Regions from separate parts of the Homo sapiens genome. Here all the other regions are linked to region 4. The links are chromatin contacts, found by Hi-C in ENCODE. All regions are on one chromosome and are shown on one strand. Each heading gives the region's core, a stretch centred on a gene start or an enhancer-like site at or near the end of the contact. The rest is flanking DNA. Distances are from core to core; before and after follow the strand shown. Region 1 holds the start of MRPL1 (mitochondrial ribosomal protein L1). Region 2 holds the start of STBD1 (starch binding domain 1). Region 3 holds the start of ART3 (ADP-ribosyltransferase 3 (inactive)). Region 4 holds the start of SEPTIN11 (septin 11). Region 5 overlaps SCARB2 (scavenger receptor class B member 2).

Region 1 (2,700 bases), core at 71-2,570, 910 kb after region 4:
ATATGAATAAAGCATCTGGGAAATGCCTTTGATCCAGTTCATCTGCCTGTGGGCAGCTTCATTGAAGCAAGTTAATTTTGCAGGCTTGCCATTCTAATTGAGTCACTAATTCATGTATGCATATATTCATTTATTCAGCAAACATTTACTGAGAGCCTCCTATGGGCCTGGCACTGAAGTATGTGCTGAGGTTACAAAAATGAGTAAGATGGTTTCTACCCATAAAAAGCTCAGACTGGTGACAAGAACTGATATATTGTGGTGATGGCTGCACAACTCTTTGAGTACACTAAAAACCATTTAATTGTACAATTTAAATTGGTAGATTGTATGCTATGTAAATTATATCTCAAAACTGTTTAAAAGAAACACAGCCTGAGGCGAAATCTTTAAAAAGTTACCTAGGTGATGTAGGGTACGGTACACACGAAGCAGAGAAGATAGAATGAACCAAGTTATGGAGGTGAGAAACGTGTGTGTGTGTGTGTGTGTGTGTGTGTGTGTGTGTGTGTTGTGGGGGAGGTAAGCTGGGAAGTGATAAAATCCGTAATCAGATTTGTTTTAGATAAACCACACCGACAGCTGTGACGTAATGGAAAGTACACTCATTCTGTTTTGTTTTTGTTTTTTTTTCCTATCAGAATAACTTGTGCGTGGGTCTTGGAGCTGCCATTTTAAAACTAGAAATGTTTTATAAATGTCAAGTATTATTATTCAATTGATCCTAATGGTAAGTCTACTCGCTTGCCAGCAGGGGGTAAATGTAGAGATTAATTTAAGATTTTAAAGCTAAGGTTGATCTTGCGCTGACAGAAAGTTTGACAATTAGCAAAAAAAGTTTGTCAGTGAGTTGGACACCTCCCTCGGGTAGCGGCGAAAACGCCTAGAGAATTTTTAAAATAAGTCTTTCCAAGGCCGGAAAAGTGGCGGAGGAAGCTAGTGGGTTTCAGGGTTCCTGTTTTTCAAGATTTTACGTTGGGTATTAAGTACTCTCACAGCCTGTTAAAATTGTCGCTCTGAGTACACTTGCAGGATCAAAAAAGAAAAAGAATAAGAAGGAAGGATTAAAATAATCACAGCATCGCCAACAGGATCGTATTTTCCCGAAGGTGGTTAACCAGCCATACCGGAACCACGAAACACACAGGGTCCTGGGCAACACGGAGGACTAACAGTAACACCGCCACGCCGGCAGCAAAGCTCATTTTGGTCCCCGCCCCGTTCCTCTTTCTCTTTTTAACTCCTTCCCTCTTTGCGGATTCTAGAACGGAACCTTTTTTTAATTCTTCCCAGTAGAAACGTAGGAACAATTTCGTGAACGCAATCCGGAGTGCCCAACATGGCGGCGGCCGTAAGGTGCATGGGTAGAGGTAAGGCGAGGGGTTGTCTTGCAGGGGAAATGGCTCTGGCACCGAGTCTCTGGTTGCAGCAGAGTGCAAGGCGGATTCTGCTCTGGGTGCTGAAAATGCCTCGTGCTGTTTCTGGTCTCTAGGTTTTTCAGAGGGTGGGTCATTACTACTTAAAAGTGACCTTATGAAGGGTTTCACTCCATTCTGGAGACGTCCACCCTGAGGGAGGGAGTGGGAGCGGGACGTACATCGAGCGCCCTCCAGCCACCTATGGGCATGGCAAGGACTGGGTCGTCTCTGATACTGGGGTGTGGGCTGCGGGTAGTGGAGTGTGATAAGTGAGGTGAGTTCTGATAAGGGAAAGATGATGTATTTGAGTGGCTTAAGTCTGTAAATTAGAGCAATTTTCAAAGTGCTTTTTGGTGCTTTCGGAATTACTTCGTTATAGGCGATTCCAGTTCTTAAACTTCCATAGGTGGTCTAATTTGGATCAACGTTTATCATTTGAGGGGGCTAATTCTGTAGTACCTCTTGGTAGCGCCTCTTTTCATCTTAATAATTTCAACTTTTTGTCTACGATGACAGCCCTTTCTTGTGCAACAATTTTTTTTTTTTTTTTTTTTTGAGACGGCAGTCTCGCTCTGCCACCCAGGCTGGGAGTGCTGTGGTGCGATCTCAGCTCACTGCAACCTCCGTCTCCCAGGTTCAAGCGATTCTCCTGCCTCGGCCTCCCGAGTAGCAGAGACTACAGGCGTGTGCCACCATGCCTGGCTAATTTTTGTATTTGTAGTAGAGACAGGGTTTCACCATGTTGACCAGGCTAGTCTTGCACTCCTAATCGCAGGTGATCCGCCCTCCTCGGCCTCTCAAAGTGCTGGGATTACAGGCGTGAGGCACTGCGCCCGGCCTGTGCAACGCTTTTTGCTTTTATTTTGTGTTTTTGAAGTCCAGTGATATATATTGTTTAATTTAGGTAGGTCTTTAGGTAGAAGCAGTAGCCAGCATTACCCCCATTTTACAGAGGAAGAAACTGAACTTATTAGATATGTGGCCAAGTTCATATAACTAGTAAATGGCAGAGGAAGTACTGAAGCTTGCAATCCTAGGTCAGTGATACATGTATATTTAACACTGCATCACAGTTTTTTTTTTTTTTTTTTTGAGTTTCTTTTTAGGAAAACTGTGTCAAGAGAGTTATTGCTCAAAAATTAGGGGTGACAAGAGATAACAACAGACCCTGATGCCTACTTTGTGAGCAAACCAAAATGTATATTATTTCTGAAAGGAGGTTGAAGGCATCTTCATGTATGACAGAAATCGTTATGTTACACAAATCCAAAGAAACCAAAAA
Region 2 (2,700 bases), core at 16-2,515, 640 kb before region 4:
TTCGCCCTCACCTCTCCTCTACCTCCTCTCTTATGATTACAGAAGTTGTGGCCTGCATCAAGGCGTGCATCAGCCTTCCAGTAACCCCACTGGCAGAACCTTGCACCCCGTTAAGGGCTACTGTCCATTCGGAGCAAGGGGCACATTAGATAATTTGCCCTACCAGAGAGAGCAATTATAGCAATTACTCCAAGGCAGGTGTTTGGTATCTGTGGCCTTTAGCAGTTGAATGTCGGAGTCCAAGGGAAAGGTGTGAGCTGCAGACATAGACGTGGGGATCATCAGCTTGAAGCTGTTGTGCAAAGTCATCAGATCAGCAGAGGAAAGGATTTACAAAGAAATATATATAACACCGCACAGGGTTGTTGTCTTGTGAGGATTAAATTAAATACACACTTAAAACATCCGGAATACAGACAGTGCTTAATAAAGAGCTGCTGTTTTTATTAACAAACTTATCTGTAGGAGCTCGTCCATGGACAACATCCAGTTCATACAGATGCGTGCGCATTTCGCAGCAGCCATACACGCCCAAAGAGGACGAGACTGGATGTGATTGAGCTGACTGGCATCTTTAGATGGATGGTCCTCAGTCCAGTCCTTCCATTTTACAGGCGAGGAGGCGGAAGCTTGGGGAGGCTAAGCGCGCTGAGCTGGCGGCGGAGCGGAGCTTCCACTAGGGCTCCCAGTTTCCCCGCACCGCGCCCGCCGTCCTCCGGGCCACCCATCCCACCCGAACGCGCCACCGCTCTAGCCCGCGCTCCAGCCCGCGCGTCACCGACGCCCGCGGCCTCTCCCACCTCTAAGTTCCAGGAAGCTCTCGGCCTCTAGCTGACCGCGTTGCTGCTGAGCTTCCCTGGGGAGAAGGCGCCGAGGTGCCCGGTGCGGGCCGAGGCAGGGCTGGGCCTCGCGGGCAGCAGGCGGAAGAAGGAAGGGCGGTGGGGCAGGTCCCGGCTGCGCGGGGCAGTTGTGCGCACTTGGGTTCTTCACGCGGGACACACGTGGAACGCCGACCCCTGCGCCCCTGGCCGCTGGCAACTGGCAAGGCCGGGAACAGAAAGTGTAGGGACAGAAGAGCGCTGGAGTCTTCCCCGGGAGGGAGCCCGGGGCTGCAGCCCAGGGGCGGGGAGCGGGGCGGGGCTGGGAAAGTTGAGTACTGGTCGCTCAGGGCCGGGCTCCGCCGGAGTGCCCGGCGCAGAAACCGTAAAAGGCTGGAGCGGGCGGGGTAGGTGTGGCTCTGTGTGCGTGACCTGAGCCCCGGTCCCAGTCCCTGTAGTCTCCTGCGGCCGCGGCCTCTCAGCCATGGGCGCCGTCTGGTCCGCCCTGCTGGTTGGAGGGGGTCTGGCCGGAGCACTTTTCGTTTGGCTGCTGCGGGGCGGCCCTGGCGACACCGGGAAGGACGGGGATGCGGAGCAGGAGAAAGACGCCCCTCTTGGGGGAGCTGCGATTCCGGGAGGCCATCAGAGTGGCAGCAGCGGACTGAGCCCTGGACCTTCCGGGCAGGAGCTGGTCACCAAACCAGGTATTCTTCCCCCCGTGACTCCAGGGCACATCTGCCAGAGCTTTGAGGTTCATCGAGGAAGGGAGCAAAGAGACAAACCCACCTGGAGCTTTCCTAGGGGCCCATTCCTGCGGACGGGCTCTCCTAAGGGGACTGGGCCATCCCCACGCCCCTCGGTTTCCCAGGCTGGTTGGTACGCGCAGGCAGGTTTCTTGTCTGGTCCTCCAAGGGCCGCGCCCTTGCCGAGTCCCTCAGCGCCCGCGCCTGAGGACTTGGTCCTGCCCCTCCGGCGGGGATGAGCTCCTCCACTTGGCGGCGCTTGGTGCAGTGCGGGCGGCTGCAGTGGCGGCGCCCCTTCCCGGCCTTTGGAAAGGGGGGCTTAGGTTTAGGGGATCCTACAAGCCTCTTCGATCTCTGCCCAAGCAGGGACATTTTCTAAGTCCCAATCCGGGTAGTCTGACATCCTCCCATCGCACAGCCCATGAAGAGCTGGGTTTGGGAACACCCGAACTGCGGGCGCCTCCTGCTATCTGGATGCTTCTTTAGGAAGGCAAAGTTCAGGTTGGACTCTGGCCATGAAGGCTGTGGCTGAGGCCCTGGGGATGTGCCTTGGTCACCCCTTTCAGCACTGTCGGCAGTCCCCTCCACGCTGCCCCAGAATAGGGCCGGATAGTCATCCCTAGGAAGGGACTACTTAAATAGGGGACCCAACCCTGATGAGTAGAATTGACATCTGGGTTTAAATTTCTGTATTTTAGGGACCGTTTGCTAAGCAGAGAGCGAACACTGGCAGAAAAGCTTACCGTCCAGTGCCCTCCCTTGGCAAGCTGCCCATGCCTGGACAGAAGCCTAATGGTGAAAATGACATCTGTGAACTTTATTTTTAGCCCAGTGGTGTTCATGTGCAGCCATATGAAAATCTGCCCGTGTGCCTTTACTGTGATTGGTCTGGGATGCCTAGACAGTTCACTTATCTTTTTTCTGAAGACCAATCTCATGCTTTAGGTTGAAAAGTTGGGAATCCAGAATAATATTTGTTCATTCTCACTTCCAACTCCCACCATCACCGAGGCGGGCAAATCACAAGGTCAGGAGTTCGAGACCAGCCTGGCCAATATGGTGAAACCCTGTCTCTACTAAAAGTACAAAAATTAGCTGGGCGTGGTAGTAGGCGCCGGTAGTCCCAGCTACTTGGGAGG
Region 3 (2,700 bases), core at 93-2,592, 880 kb before region 4:
TCTTTCTAACCAAACTCCTGCTTTTTAAAAAATCATATTATTTCTGGGAGTGAGTCTGTGCTGTGTATTTAATCTTGGATTGCCAAGCCAGTGAGGTGGGAAAAGGTTGGAACATATCTCTATTCTAAAGAGTAGAGTTGGATTTTGTAAATATAGGTGTATTTCATGATAATTTAAAATGTTTTCTTGAAGTAATATATGTGTGTACAAAAAAAACACATATCATAAGTATATAGCTCACTGAATTTTCACAAACTGAATTTGTCAATGTAATTGGCATCCATAGCAAAAAGCAGAACCCAGCTAACATCTCAGATGCTCCTCTGTGCCCTTTCCAGTTACTAGCTACTACCCAGGGTGACCACTATTCTGACTTCTCATGCCTTGGAAGTGTTTTGCCTAATTTTGTTCTTGATATAAATTAAATCATACAGTATAAACATGCTTGTATCTCTTTTTTTACTCAAAATTTTGTTTGTGAGATTTATCCACATTGTTATATATGGTCAGAGTTTGTTCGTTTTCATTGCTATATAAAATTTCACTTACAGTCTAACCATTCTACTGTTGATGGATATTTGGTTTCCAGTTTGGGGGTTATTATGAATAGTGCTACTATCAACATTCTATTAATGTATTTTGGTGTATGTATGCGTGAATTTCTTTGGACATTTTTGTGTTTTTTAAATCCACAGTCAGTGAACCCTAAGTGTTCCTCAGCATTGCAGTCAGTATATTTACCATGTATGCGTTACTCAAATGACAGCTGTAGTTGCAGGCATTACCAAATCCTTCCCTCCTTAATGTTATCACTGGACTTTGTCTATACTTGGGATTCTTAACATGTTGTATTTTGGTTAAGTATGCGTATTCATGTTTTTTATTAGATTTTGAGTGCTTTTTAGTACTTTGTTTTACTTGCTTATGTATCCCGACTCCTGACGAGGTACCTGAAATATAGTAAGCTAGTTGAGCGAATGGTGATAGCTGTCACCATTGCCAGTGATTAACAGAGCAAGTTTCCCTAGTTATGTGAATCACTTAGCCTAGAGTAAAATCCATGCTTTAGTTTGATATCTCAGTGTCAAAGGATTAGGAATGGGAAGTCATTTCTCTCTGAGAGAAGCCCAGAACTGTGGGCTCAGAACTGAATGTGCTGTGTGGCTAAAGGGAATTGCTATGGCTTTACAAGCCTCTTGGAGATTTAAAGTGTTAACAGCAGTGATTCCAAGGCATAGTGTGGGGGGGCCAGATATAAATAGCAGAACACAAGTAGCGTAGTGTGCCACTGCCAAGCTACTGCTGGGGGTGTTTATAAAAAGAAAAGCATTCCTGTCTCAGCTCTCACTGTCAACAACATCCCATCCTGAAGACTTGCTTACCACAACTGAGAGTGGGGAGTCAGTTTGAGGCCTAGCATCACTTAAACTTCCTCCAAAGGCACAAAAGCCAGGTAAACCTTTTGACTTATTTACACTCAGACTAAAGAAATGAACAATTTTTAGGAAAATCCTGATCAAAGCTTGCTTAAAACATATTGCCTTGTGACAGATATCTATCATCTTATATTCAAATCTTTTTTGGAAAGAGAAGTTTAACACAAAGTAGCATGTTGGTACTATATTTTAGTATTTTTAGTAAAAACAAAACAAAACTGCTTCTGAAGAAATATGGGAAACTGAGGCCAAAATGATCTATAAAAGGGAAGACTTCTCCCTTCCCCTGTGCTGTTCATTCTCATTTTTAGAATCCAGAATATGGTGATTGGTAGGGTAAAATAGAAGCTTCATTTGAGTTACATTATCATAAATACTGGGATGAATATTAGGCATTCGGCCAATAGTTGTATAATCTTAGAATTGCTGCCTACCCAGTTCCTTCTTATTCTTGTTCCCGCCTTCAGAAAGTTATGTAAGACACTTATTTTACCCTCGGGCTTCTCTTGATTGTATTTGGGGGAAGGGGGCCATCTCTGACAATCCACTGCTTTGTACCACTACTGACCTCATCATCTCCTCTGTCCCACTCAAAAGGGCATGACAATGTGCAAAGAGGATAGAAGAATGGATAATGTGCATGGACATATTCCTGGGGAATTCTTAGAAACTGGGAGCTAGGGGACCAATTTGAGACTGCTGTTTTTTAGTCTGATTGTGTTATTTCCTGTGCACGCTGAGGGGAGATTTAGAGATGGGAAGAAAATATGACTCCCAGTGACTGTGGTGGGAGAGATGACATGTCTGGAGGAGTATGGAAATGCACAGATTTAATCTTGAGCAAATCACTGAAATTCTAAGGTGTTTTTGTTTCCTCGTCTGTAGAATGAGAGCATTAGACCACTAGATAAAGCCTAATGGCTCTTGTAGCCCGTTAGGAATTTATTGATAATCACTTCCTGACCATCATGCTATCCACTCACATTCTAAATGAAAAAATACGCAGTGTCATCCTATTCTACTTCCCTACACCTCTTTTTTGAGTCTACTGAATTGAAATTTCTTTATTTTAATTTAGAAGAGAAAAATGAAGACGGGACATTTTGAAATAGTCACCATGCTGCTGGCAACCATGATTCTAGTGGACATTTTCCAGGTAATGTTGGGAATGGGAAGCATGTGGTCATTGGAATGGAAATTCGTTTTTTTTTTTTTTTGAGACGGAGTCTCTCTCTGTCGCCCAGACTGCTGGAGTGCAGTGGCT
Region 4 (2,700 bases), core at 90-2,589:
GAAGACTCAGGTCAGACTCTGAGGCGCCCGTCTAAAGAGACCGGTTGTCTTTTCCCTAATTCAGGAGGCCAGGCTGTCCCTTGGGGCGTCGTACCGAGGGCAGATCACAGCCCTTCCCTCCTCACCACACTCCCTGTGCTTCCACCCAGCTGGTTCCCCGCCCTGTCCATCGCTGTCCTCAATCGCTTGTTGTCGTGGGCCCCCCTCTCCGGCCCACGTGGGGCCGCAGGGATCCACAGCTCATCTGACACACCTCGCTGCCCTGCACGCACCGGGACCCCTCCATTCCGCCGGCCCCTCAGACACGCAGTAACACCCCAACATCTGCTGGGAAAAAAATCTTCCCCACGGCGGAGGAGTTCTCAGTCCCACGCGCCCAGAGTCGCACCCACTCGAGCCACCCGCCTGTTGCCGTCGCCACGCCCTCCAGCCGCAGCCCCAGCGCGCATTCCTACGGGTCGCCGGGTCTGTCGCCAGCGATCGAATGAAGTCGGCTGATCCCCCACGTGTGGCTGCTCCAGTGACACCCAGGGGAGGCCTCGGTCCTTACCCCTAGAGCAACCAATGGCTGCCTTAATTCTTCAGCGGGGGCGTTCTTTTTCTTCCTCCCAAGCAGGCGGCCGTTGGGTCGGCCGAAGGCAGCAGCGACTACTACGGCTCTTCCTCTCCAATGGGATCCCCTGTCTGCCCGCGCGCCACAGTGACAGCTTCCAGATGCCTGTCTTTAGTCTCCCTTCTCAAGGGAAGCGGTGGGCGACCGAGGTGCGGCCTGGAGGGCCCCCATGTGGGAAGGGAAGACTTGCGGAAGGGCAATTCTTCCAGTGCGGAGACGAGGAGGCCAGCCCAGCCGCACTTCGGTCGCCCACCGCTCCGCCTGGTGGTCCGCAGCCCCTTCCAGGCCGGCTTCTCCGGGTGGGGCGTGCTAGTCCGGGGCTAACTTTCCGCCACGTGCTGTCCCTGCGACCCGTCTCCCCCGGTCGCCCTTCCTTCTCCCGGCGGCCGCTGGAGCTGCCCGCTTCGTGGAGCCGGTGGCAGGCCCCGGGGCTGGGAGCTCGCGCCCAGGCTTTTACTCAGATTCCAGCACCTGATGGAGCAGGGGGTGGCGGCCAGCGCACAGGCTGTCGGCATCTCATGGCAGCGGAGACGGTCGTTTGGGGACGGAGGGGCGAGCCCCGCGGCCGGGGCCAGTGGAGCTGGGCTCGGAGCCCGCCCACCATCCTCCCGCCCACCACCGCGGCCGGGCGCGCAGGCTCACACCCCTTCCTGGGGAAGCGAATGGTCCCTTCCAGGCGGGTGGCCATGTTGCTCTAATAAAGCGGGAGGGGCGGCGGCGTGGGGGGAGCAGATGCCGCTGGCTGCCAGCGGGACGCCGGCGAGCAGAGCGCAGCCGCGAGGGAGGCGCGAGGGAGGCGAGCCGGAGCCCGAGCACTAGCAGCAGCCGGAGTCGGCGTAAAGCACCCGGGCGCAGCCGGAGCCGGTGCCGCAGCTGCGATGGCCGTGGCCGTGGGGAGACCGTCTGTGAGTGCTGGGGCCTCGCCTGCTGCTCCTCGGGCGCCGGGTGGTCTCTGCTCTGGGGCGGGTGCGGTGAGGACCACAGGGGAGCCGGGCGGGTGCTCGGCCCCGCGGCGGCGGCGACGGCTGTGGGTGTGTGCACGAATTTGGGCGCGCGTCTGGGGTCGGGGTTAGGAGCCCAGGGGCTCAGTTACGTGATGCAACAGTGGATCGCCTCGTCGCGCCCCTCTTCTGGGAATGCGAAAGAAAAAGGACCCCTCTCCTGTTCCCTTTAAAATAATTCTTTGAGGCGCGGCGTGTCTCAGCCGCCTCCCTCTGCCCGCGCACCTCTTCCCTCGTGACAGCCAGAAGGGCGCCGGGTTCGGGGCTTTCCTCCAGTCTCCCCCGCGCCGAGGGGGCGCTCAGGGCATGGGAATTGCGAGCTGAAGTGCTGCGTGTGGCACTGCTGTAGAAGCAGGTCAGAGGGGTGGGATTTCCGTGGTGGCCTCCCCAGCGCATTGTGAGATCCCGGACACCCTCGGGCATCCACCCGGCTGAGCGGGCCCTGCCCAGGATGTGGACAAAGCCCCAGATAACACACACAAAGTTTTCTGGAGGCTCCCTTGTGGTGTGGGTGGAAGGACTGAAATGTTCTGCGGCTGAAAGGCCGGGGGCGGCGGGCTGAGGAGGCTGGGACGCGAGGAAGAGGAAGGGCGGGCGGGTGCGTGAAGAATCGAGTGCCCCACGGCGGGAGGGAGGAGAGTAGGAGGGAGGAGATACCTTTGCCCCGAGTGTGTGGGCCAAGGCGCCGCGCCTACTGGGTTGCAAGACTCGGTCCGCGCCCCGGGGCCGGGCCGGAGGGGAGCGGGACTCCGAGGGTGCGGTTCAGTGGCCGCTCCGCATCCCCAAGTGAAAGGCGGAGGAAGGGGCGGCGGCGGCCTTTCCTTTTTTTTGAAAGGAGCGGAGCTGGGTGGGAAAGGCGGAGTCCTCCTGTTTTCCCTTTCCCCTTTTCATCGTCGATGTTCACAGTCCACTCGCCTTACTGGCTTTGGGGGCGCCTCGGGCGATGTCTTTCCCTGTCTATCACCTCCTCTTCCCTTTTTCTTCTTCCCTTTCCCACAGCTGTGCAGCTGCAGGTGGTGGCTCGGGAGATTTTGTAGTTACAGACGAAAGACTTACTGAGATACTGGAAGCTCGGAAATCCCAGAA
Region 5 (2,700 bases), core at 12-2,511, 750 kb before region 4:
ACAAAGCAAATGAAAAACAAGAACAATAAAAACTGTCCTTGGCAGCATGCCAGAGTCATAACCAACCCAGACCATGTTACAGCTGGGGCTTCTCCTCTGTCTCCCTCCACCCCCACAGCCCTTCTCTGCCTGGCCACTTCTTAGTTGAGTCACCAGCACTCAGACAAATCCTCATAGCCCCTTTTACTCCCTTCAAATCTTGCCCTCAAGAGTGGTGGCTTTTCCTGCTGCTTTCATATGTCTCTTTTCCTCCACCTTACAAGTTGGATGTTTGTCAGGAAACCCTCTGTCAATCCCAGAGTAGATCACGTGCTGGAGAGTGAGTGAGTGTGTGTGTGTGTGTGTGTGTGTGTGTGTGTGCTCATGCGAATGCACTAAGTAGGAAGAGAGATGGGGAATGAGAGAACAGAGGGAAGTTGTAAATACAGCTGCTAACATTTCTAAAACAGTGTGTCTTTATTTTTATTTTCTCACTTTCAGCTCAGAGAATGGCAGTTACTATTCAGTTACCATTACTGCCACGCCAGCTGCAATCTACTGTGAGTCTGCTAAAGTCAGGTGCTATGCTAGGGGCTTTATAATGTACCTTATCTCTGAGTTTTACACTGACACTACAAAATAAAAATCCCCATTTTGCAGACAAAGAAATGGTGGCACTGGCTGTCCCAAGTCACAAAGCCAGTAAATGAAATCAAATCTGACCAAGTCCAGGAGTGCAGATTTACTCACCCATCCAGCAGCTGCCACCCCATGGCACCCTGAGGGTAGAGTTGCCAGATTTAGCAAATAAAACCTGGGATACCCAGTTAAATTTGTATTTCAGATAAACAACAAATAATTTTATAATATAATTATGTCCCAAATATTGCATGGGCTACATCAAAAATGTTTTTATTCATAGGAGATGCATGCTGAAGGATTTAGGAACAAAGTGTGTGATATCTACAACTTACTTCAAATAATTCAAGAAAAAGTGCATCAGAGAGATAAATATGGCAGGACATTAACAACTGATACATCGGACTGAACCGAAATATCACACGAGACAGACTCATACTAAAATGTTATTTGTTATCTGAAATTCAAATTTAACTGGTTGTCCTGTATTTTATTTTATTTGGCAACTCTAGCCCAGAGGGACAGTGAAACTATGGAGAAGCCATAAGTTGGACTCTGAACTCTCAGGGTTTCCTCGAGTGTTACCCGTGCCATCTGGAGGAAAGGAAACTAGGGCAGCTGCGTGAGGTCACTGTCAGCTCCTAGTAAGGAGCCCACAGGTGAGGAACCGAAAAAGGGAGAGTTCAACTCTAGAGTTTCCAGGCAGCCGCGCAGCCCCAGTATGCTAATGGGTCCAAAGAAAGCACCTCAACCTCCTGCCACAAGATGGCCCAGAGAGGGCTCTGTTTTGACTTAAACTTTTAATTTCTGCCCCTTCTATTTCTGATCCTCAGGGCATTCAAGTGTGCACTCCCAGGAGCTTGCTCGGCAAAGGAAGGCCTGAGAAACTAACAAATAATAACCTCAGCCTCAAGACCGCGGACTGTCTGGCACAGGAAGTTATTCATTCCGCCAGATACAACGAGCTAGTGTCCCCCTCAAAGGCGCCCTTTGCCAGTCTGAACAGAAAGCCATGGCTTGGGAACAACTGATCTTCCTCACCGAGGGTTCTGCTGTGGTGATGACAGCCACCAGACAAACCTTGTAATCAGCTGAGTCTTCTTAGTTACACTAAATGAAAAAGCAACATAAGGCCTTAAATCAGTTTTACAGTGTGACTCTGGATATTAAGAGTGGCACTGTGGAGTCACAATATAACTGTTGCTTATTAGTTTTAACCAAGACGAACATAATGAATTTTTCCACGCACAATACTGTGGCACTACCACTAAAACAAAATACTGGAAAATTATCAAGTTCTATGGTGAATTCACAGTGTCAACAGCTAAATTAATAATTGGACTAAAAAACATACTTTTCAGTTAATCACCCAATATGTACCTACTGAGAGCTTTCTATGTGCCCGGACTATGCCCTGCAAACAGGCATAGGCCCTGTCTGTAAGAAGAAATTTAGCTAAGGACACAAAACCAACATGCATGTAACAGGGAGTGAAAAATTATGTGCAAGACTCAGTAATTCAGCCTAACAAACAGCTTATGCCTGAAATTATTTAGATCCTTCCAGTAGCATGGATCTGTGATAAAATTCCCCCATCTAAACATCTCACAGGCTGCTCCAAGACAACATGACCAAAATGGACTCATGATTTTCTCCCCTAGTTGATCACTAAGTCCTGCTGATTTCACCTCCTCCTCTTCCCCATTTCTACCCCAAGGCACATTTCATCATTGGCTTGGACTGTGACAATACTGTATGTAGGCTCCTAACTGGTCTCCCTCTCTCCAGCCTTTTTCCTTTCAAATGCTTCATCCATCTCAGGCTTCAGAGAAGCCTGTCAAAAGTGCCTAAGGGAACAGATACTCCACCCCTGCTCAAAGGATAAAGTCCACAGTCCTTGACCTGTTGTGATCTGATGCAACTGCGTCACCTGTCGCTGTCTTTTCCTGGTAGGCACTTTATGCACCAGTAACACGCAACCATCTACTGTTACCTAGCACCCACCACACAAGTTCTCAGCCAGTGCCTTGGCCTGAGTCACTCACCGCCCTTCACCCAGAAGTCTCTGCAGGGCCCTTATCA

The links. A loop is a pair of places that touch in the nucleus more often than their neighbours do. Pooled maps may share reads with other maps.
Region 1: a loop to region 4 is called in a map of B cell, with 12 times the contacts of the local background. The contact joins the promoter of MRPL1 here to the promoter of SEPTIN11 in region 4. A Hi-C loop is called at or near these places in 1 of 168 maps with a recorded cell type or tissue (B cell), 3 of 37 single-sample maps with no recorded cell type and 9 of 50 pooled maps.
Region 2: a pooled map shows a loop between it and region 4 (4-fold over the local background). The contact joins the promoter of STBD1 here to the promoter of SEPTIN11 in region 4. A Hi-C loop is called at or near these places in 3 of 37 single-sample maps with no recorded cell type and 12 of 50 pooled maps.
Region 3: a map of gastrocnemius medialis shows a loop between it and region 4 (3-fold over the local background). The contact joins the promoter of ART3 here to the promoter of SEPTIN11 in region 4. A Hi-C loop is called at or near these places in 1 of 168 maps with a recorded cell type or tissue (gastrocnemius medialis) and 1 of 50 pooled maps.
Region 5: a map of gastrocnemius medialis shows a loop between it and region 4 (2.4-fold over the local background). The contact joins the enhancer-like site here to the promoter of SEPTIN11 in region 4. A Hi-C loop is called at or near these places in 1 of 168 maps with a recorded cell type or tissue (gastrocnemius medialis), 16 of 37 single-sample maps with no recorded cell type and 8 of 50 pooled maps.

Annotation. Positions count from the first base shown.
Region 1 is chr4:77,861,510-77,864,209 of GRCh38, forward strand. MRPL1 (mitochondrial ribosomal protein L1) reads left to right here and starts at 1,321. Exons shown (of 9, transcript NM_020236.4): 1 at 1,321-1,370. The coding sequence starts at 1,340. RefSeq lists enhancers at 1,009-1,408, 1,769-1,868.
Region 2 is chr4:76,305,468-76,308,167 of GRCh38, forward strand. STBD1 (starch binding domain 1) reads left to right here and starts at 1,266. Exons shown (of 2, transcript NM_003943.5): 1 at 1,266-1,522. The coding sequence starts at 1,303. All of the region lies in intron 6 of FAM47E-STBD1 (FAM47E-STBD1 readthrough), which reads left to right.
Region 3 is chr4:76,073,367-76,076,066 of GRCh38, forward strand. ART3 (ADP-ribosyltransferase 3 (inactive)) reads left to right here and starts at 1,343. Exons shown (of 12, transcript NM_001130016.3): 1 at 1,343-1,453; 2 at 2,515-2,592. The coding sequence starts at 2,524.
Region 4 is chr4:76,948,413-76,951,112 of GRCh38, forward strand. SEPTIN11 (septin 11) reads left to right here and starts at 1,340. Exons shown (of 10, transcript NM_018243.4): 1 at 1,340-1,518. The coding sequence starts at 1,492. LOC105377294 (a long non-coding RNA gene) reads right to left here and starts at 1,153. Exons shown (of 3, transcript XR_001741739.2): 1 at 551-1,153. RefSeq lists an enhancer at 125-204 and silencers at 1,115-1,294, 1,325-1,634.
Region 5 is chr4:76,198,515-76,201,214 of GRCh38, forward strand. All of the region lies in intron 1 of SCARB2 (scavenger receptor class B member 2), which reads right to left. Among named protein-coding and RNA genes, the nearest start is that of SCARB2, 14 kb to the right of the region's middle. RefSeq lists enhancers at 1,327-1,516, 1,537-1,596. Within about 2 kb of position 1,262, at least 15 of the 41 ENCODE cell types and tissues checked have a DNase peak (open chromatin) inside an H3K27ac peak, as active enhancers do; they include gastrocnemius medialis, where a contact is called at or near this core.